Linked DNA regions of Mus musculus: region 1 is linked to region 2. A link is a contact called in ENCODE Hi-C or POLR2A ChIA-PET data. All regions are on one chromosome and are shown on one strand. Each heading gives the region's core, a stretch centred on a gene start or an enhancer-like site at or near the end of the contact. The rest is flanking DNA. Distances are from core to core; before and after follow the strand shown.

The links. A loop is a pair of places that touch in the nucleus more often than their neighbours do. ChIA-PET counts read pairs that join two places held with the same protein, here RNA polymerase II (POLR2A).
Region 1: a map of gastrocnemius shows a loop between it and region 2 (4-fold over the local background). The contact joins the enhancer-like site here to the promoter of Rflnb in region 2. A Hi-C loop is called at or near these places in 8 of 37 maps with a recorded cell type or tissue (adrenal gland, gastrocnemius and heart). POLR2A ChIA-PET finds 5 or more read pairs at or near these places in 1 of 5 experiments (Patski).

What each region holds. Positions count from the first base shown.
Region 1 is chr11:76,064,567-76,067,266 of GRCm38, reverse strand. It overlaps Vps53 (VPS53 GARP complex subunit), which reads left to right. Exons shown (of 22, transcript NM_026664.4): 18 at 378-526. Among named protein-coding and RNA genes, the nearest start is that of Rflnb, 38 kb to the right of the region's middle. Within about 2 kb of position 1,335, at least 1 of the 3 ENCODE cell types and tissues checked has a DNase peak (open chromatin) inside an H3K27ac peak, as active enhancers do; it is gastrocnemius, where a contact is called at or near this core.
Region 2 is chr11:76,026,442-76,029,141 of GRCm38, reverse strand. It overlaps Rflnb (refilin B), which reads left to right and starts at 1,360. Exons shown (of 3, transcript NM_029658.1): 1 at 1,360-1,714. The coding sequence starts at 1,505.

The sequences.
Region 1 (2,700 bases), core at 86-2,585, 38 kb before region 2:
GAATCATAATGTAAATATCTGATATGCAGGATGTCTGACATGCGACCCCTATGAAAAGGGGTCTATGGGCTTAGGTGTTCTCATTCCTCTGCTTAGTGATGTGGCGAGCACACTTTACATGATGTCTGCTTAGGTGAGAAGGCTGCCTGAAGCATTAGTGGGAACCTCGGAGGCGGAGTGGAGCCTGCGCTCCATGCCACTGGTGAGGCAGGCGGCTTGCTCACTTTTACTCCAAAGCGGCCTCTGTGTCAGACGATGCCAATCCCTGTGATACCAAGTAGTGACTAATTTCCACCCCCGACTCCCGTTTCCATTAACAGGTTAACACTGTTCCCCTGCAGGGGCTCTCAAGCTTGGCTCTGTCCTGTCTGTTTCAGATGCCTTGGCAGAACGTGGAGCATGTTGGTGACCAGAGCCCTTATGTCACTTCTGTTATTCTTCACATTAAGCAAAACGTCCCCATCATCCGTGACAACCTGGCTTCCACACGGAAATACTTCACACAGTTCTGCATTAAATTTGCAAAGTAAGTCCTGAGTTGTTCTGCTTTCTTGATGCACTTTCTGTTTCAGTCTCCCAGGAGAGCCAAGCAGCAGCACAGAGATGCCTGTGTACCCTTCCATTCTTGACCATATCCTTCAGGAACCATGCTGACGGGGTACAAACCTGTGACCCCCAAGATCACTCTCGAGGCGTCTCTTTCTGAGTTGCAGGAGATTGTTAATGGTTCTGGTACTCAATAAAGTTATTTCACTGCAGTGCTTAGCCTCCCAGCAGGCCCACAAATCCAGGTGTCCCATCTTCTGGTGGGGCTCATTCTGGGACCTCCAGGAAAACTACTATCTTCTGTACCCCAAAGGGCTATAATGGTAAAAGCAAATGGACCACTTCAGGTCATGTGCATGCTTATGACAGCAGTCACCAGCCATGGCAGAGCCACCAAAAGTGATGTGTTCTTTTGAAATTTGCCCATGAAACCACTCCTTGCCCAGGCTTTTATTTTTCAGTAAGTTCCTGTGTGCGTTTTGTCTCTGACTGGATTATAAGCTTCTCAAGGGTTGGGCCCATCAGTTGTACCTTTGAGCCTTAACTTCCTCCCCCTCCACCACAGGACTTGTTATAGTGGCCAGAAACCATCTACTTCTGAATATCCTTATGTGCAGGGAAAATACTAGAAATTGGGACCAGGAACAAGCACCAAGTTGCCTGCCTTCTTGTTGTGTCCTCGTGTGTGGCTATTTCGGCCTTGAATTTTGAAGCAAGGAAGTAGTTTGGTTCTTTGCCAGTCAGCATCTGGCTCCAGCACTCCTTCCCGAGAGGCCAGGCAGTGATGAGCGCCAGTGTCTCCTCTGACCAATTATCAGATGCACAATTTGGCAGGTTGCTCCAGGAAGGTCAGTGCTGTCCAAGCTACCGTATTTGGATTGTTTTCGTCCAGGTCCCAACTGGTGACTCAGGATTCTGAGATTCTCTTTTCTCCAGATCTCTCCCGGTTTGTATTCAATTAGATTTTCCCCATCTGACATAAATAAACCCCCAAGGAACAACAATGACAGAGTAGCTGTAAAGTTAACTTTAGTTTCAACCTCATCAGGAAGGCTTGGACTGACTCCCTAGGGAGCATTTATGTTTGCTGGCCACAGATGGACCAGGAGCTGACATTCCCCTCTCTCTCTGGATGCTCATTAATGTGTACTAAAAGCATCGCTGATAAATCACATGTGACGTTCCCTGTAACCACTGCTACAAGTGTCTCTGTAAAAATTTACTGTGACTCAAAAATCTCCATTGTAGGCACCCAGGGGTCCGATTGAGCTAAGGTTAAAGTGAATAAGGAGTCCGTTGCTCAGTCCATCCAAGTGTCAACTTCACATTCTCTCATCACCTTTTAATTTTAGCACTAAGCTCACTCTGAGTGATCTGGGAATAGGGTGCCCATCACCCACATCTGGAAAAGTTTAACGGAGGACCTAGAAAGTTTTGTGCTTTAACTCTTGGTACCTTCCCATCTTTATAAAAATCTCAGCCCAGAGCAGTAGCCACTGCTTCTATCCTGGTGGCCCTTGGCAGTGACACATCTCTTTGCTGGGGTGTCTTCTCCAGAGAAGACATGTGTCTGGATTATCTCCATGTTTCCCCAGCCCACCCACTATGGACTAGTCAGGGCAAGTTCAAGGGCCAGCCACAGCATAATCTAGTGTGAAGTGGTTTCCATGACAAACTGTACGGGCCCGTGTGATGAGTCCCAAACTCAGCCTCCCTTTACTCATTTGGCTCAGGTTAGGTTCTGAGAAGCCCTTCCAGATAGCTTCTTGTTCACACCTCCTCTAGATCAGCAGGTCCACACCTGGATCTGACTGCTGGACTTCAGGTCCTTTTCCCATTGCCTCCTTTCATACTCCACAATTGCTGGTCCATCTGTGACTATATTGGCTCCAATAGCAGCCTTTCCTAATGACTTGCCAAGGTCACTACTGGTTGAAACTAGTTTGGATCATAAATGACTTCTCTTGCCCACTAAGCTAGTATGCCTCTTTGAAATTCCCTAGCACGCAGTGATTACAGTGTGCAGGAAAAGGTGTGGTGAGATTGAAGGGGGAGGACACGGCAGGCACAGACCCAGCGTGCTAGAGGGAGGAGACAGGTAGCAGCCAGCGTCTGTGGAAACCCTTCTTCCCCTTTTCATGCTTCCTCTGAGGG
Region 2 (2,700 bases), core at 111-2,610:
CAACCTCCCAGTCCAGCCCCCTACAGGATGTATCCTCTGTAGAAGGAATGACCCTGGCTTTCTGTTCCTAGCAAGCTGCCTTCTATCCATCACATGATTAAAGGCAAGCCCTTCTCTCTCCGTATCAAAAATGATGGGTAGAGAGAAAGGAGGACTGAACTTTGCTGGTAGATCTAGTCACTCTGAACATATATATATATATATATATATATATATATATATATATATATATATATTTTAACAAATCTGCCCCAAGCAGGACAGATGTTCTTTGTTCTTGCAAAGATGTGGATTGGACCACGAAGGTGATCCAGGGAAGACTTCTGGTGGAGCACGTGGCACTTGGTGTTGACCCCGGGACATCTCCATGAGAGGAAAGAAAGAAAGAAAGAAAGAAAGAAAGAAAGAAAGAAAGAAAGGAAGGAAGGGGAAGGGGAAGGGGAAGGGGAAGGGGAAGGGGAAGGGGAAGGGGAAGGGGAAGGGGAAGGGGAAGGGGAAGGAAAGGAAAGGAAAGGAAAGGAAAGAAGAAAAGACAATGATTTTAGGCACACCCCAACTCAATTACTTCCCACTGAAGAAGAGCTTCTCTGTCAAACCTATCAGGAAGGACCACAGTCTGTTTGCTGTTGAGTTTAGGTTTTGTTTTGTTTGTAGAAGAGATTCCCTCTGATAGGACAGAGGGAGAAAGTTCCTGTGAGTGAATAGACTGTGGCCTCCATAAGGGGAATCTTGACTCCCTAAGAGAGCTGCTCTGTTTGCTGGTCTCTTTGGGAGATCCAAGCCTGTGACACCCTCAGAACTTCCCTGCCTGGACTGGCCACAGCCTGTTCAGCTGTGCCCGGGACCAGGGAGTGATCGACGCCCCCGGGAGTCCGGAGGAGTAGGCCCTCTCTCCTCCGGGGCAGACGTGAGAGCCAGAGCAGGCCCTGCTGAGCCAACAGGCCGCTGGAGCCATACGAAGCGCATTAAGTATTAATAATTTCCAGTTGTTTGCTCGTCCTCTCTCCCCACGCCCCCCCCCCCCCCCCCGCCCCCGGCCTCTGCAGACTGGGACTCCTTGGCTCTGGGCTGCCAGATCTAGAGATATTAGCACCTCTCGGGGGCCGGGGGACAGTGCATGGAGCAAGGATCGCCGTGGACCATAGGGACAGGGTGCGGGGCCGGACGAAGCCTCGCAGCTTTGCCAGTCGCGGCATGCCGGGGAGGTGGGAGGGGAGGCCCGTCGCGGGAAGATCGGCGCTCGGACGAGCTGGGCGGCGCGCGGCGGGAGCGCAGCGGCCCCTGGCGCTTGGCCTCTCGGCGGTCACCGCGGCTGGGCCAGCCCTCGGGGCGGGGCGGAGGGCGGGGCCTCGAACGAGCGCGGCCGCTGGCGACACCCGGACAACGCGCCGGCGGCGGGGCAAGGAGGGCAGCCCGGAGGGCAGCGGCCCCGGCCCGCGTGTGCGGCCCTCTCTTGCACTCCAACACCGCGGCGGCTGTGCCCGGTCCCGCCACACGTGCAGCTATGGTGGGCCGGCTGAGCCTGCAGGATGTCCCTGAACTCGTGGACACGAAGAAAAAAGGCGACGGCGTCCTGGACAGCCCGGACTCGGGGCTGCCCCCAAGCCCTAGCCCCAGCCACTGGGGGCTCGCAGCGACGGCGGGCGGCGGTGGGGAGCGCGCTCCGGTCGCAGGGACGCTGGAGCCCGATGCGGCGGTGACCCCTATAGTCCCGGTGAGTTGCCTCCCGCGCGGACTTCTCCCAGTCCCGGCCCACCCGCAGCCCTCCCCGGGGAGTCTCCAGCTTTCGCAGTCGGTGCGGCCACCCGCCCGTCGAGACGGCGTGGCCATCGCCGGGAGCCGGGGCGGGAGCGTAGCGAGAGAGCCTGGCCAGCTGGAGCCAGTGGCTGGAAAATTGTCATCGCCTGGGAGGCGCGGGAGCCCCGGGAGAGGCAAGCCGCGGTCTCCTCCCTTCGAGGTGGCGGCCCCCGAGGCTGCCAGGCTGCGGCTCGACCACATTCCTGCTGGGGCGGGCTGGGTGGGGCTCCCGGGACACGGACAGGGATCCCGGGCCCTCCCCACCCGGGGGGCCCACGCCCCGCGGCTTTGCTCCCAAAGCGGCCTCCCTCTGCCGGGACCTGGGAGAGGGGTGTGCTCTGGGCTCCTGGCGCAAGGCGGACCACAGCCTTTGGGGTTAGTCACACACAAGAGTCTTCAGGGTCTGGTAGGTCTTTTTTTCCCAGCCAGTGTTCTGCACTTAATGAGATCAGCGTCCTCCAGGTGGCCAGGGCTTTGAAAGTATTAATCCTTTTCCTTCTTTTCCTTTAAACTCTTTGCAAGAAAAACTCCCAAGTCTGTTTTGTCTTGGGATCTGTTCAGGTGATGATATTCAGAGCACAGCTCAAGAAAGGCCACATCCTGTCTACAGTAGAAGCTCAAAGTAAGACTGAAGGAGAGCTGTGACTGTGCCTCCCATGGGGAGGTCAGCGGCAAGTGTTATGCTTAAGGACCAAAATGGAGCTTTGCTGGTGTGGGGCCTTCTTGACCTACTGACCCTGTCCCAGCAAAAACCAGCACCTTTTATTTCCACTCCAAGGTGAAACTTGCTTCAGCTTGGTCTTTCAGTCTCTCTCATCTTTCCTGCTCTGACCACCGATCAGACACTCACTGGTGCCTCTGACATGGATTCCTGCACCTGACATGAACCTTGACCCTCTCACC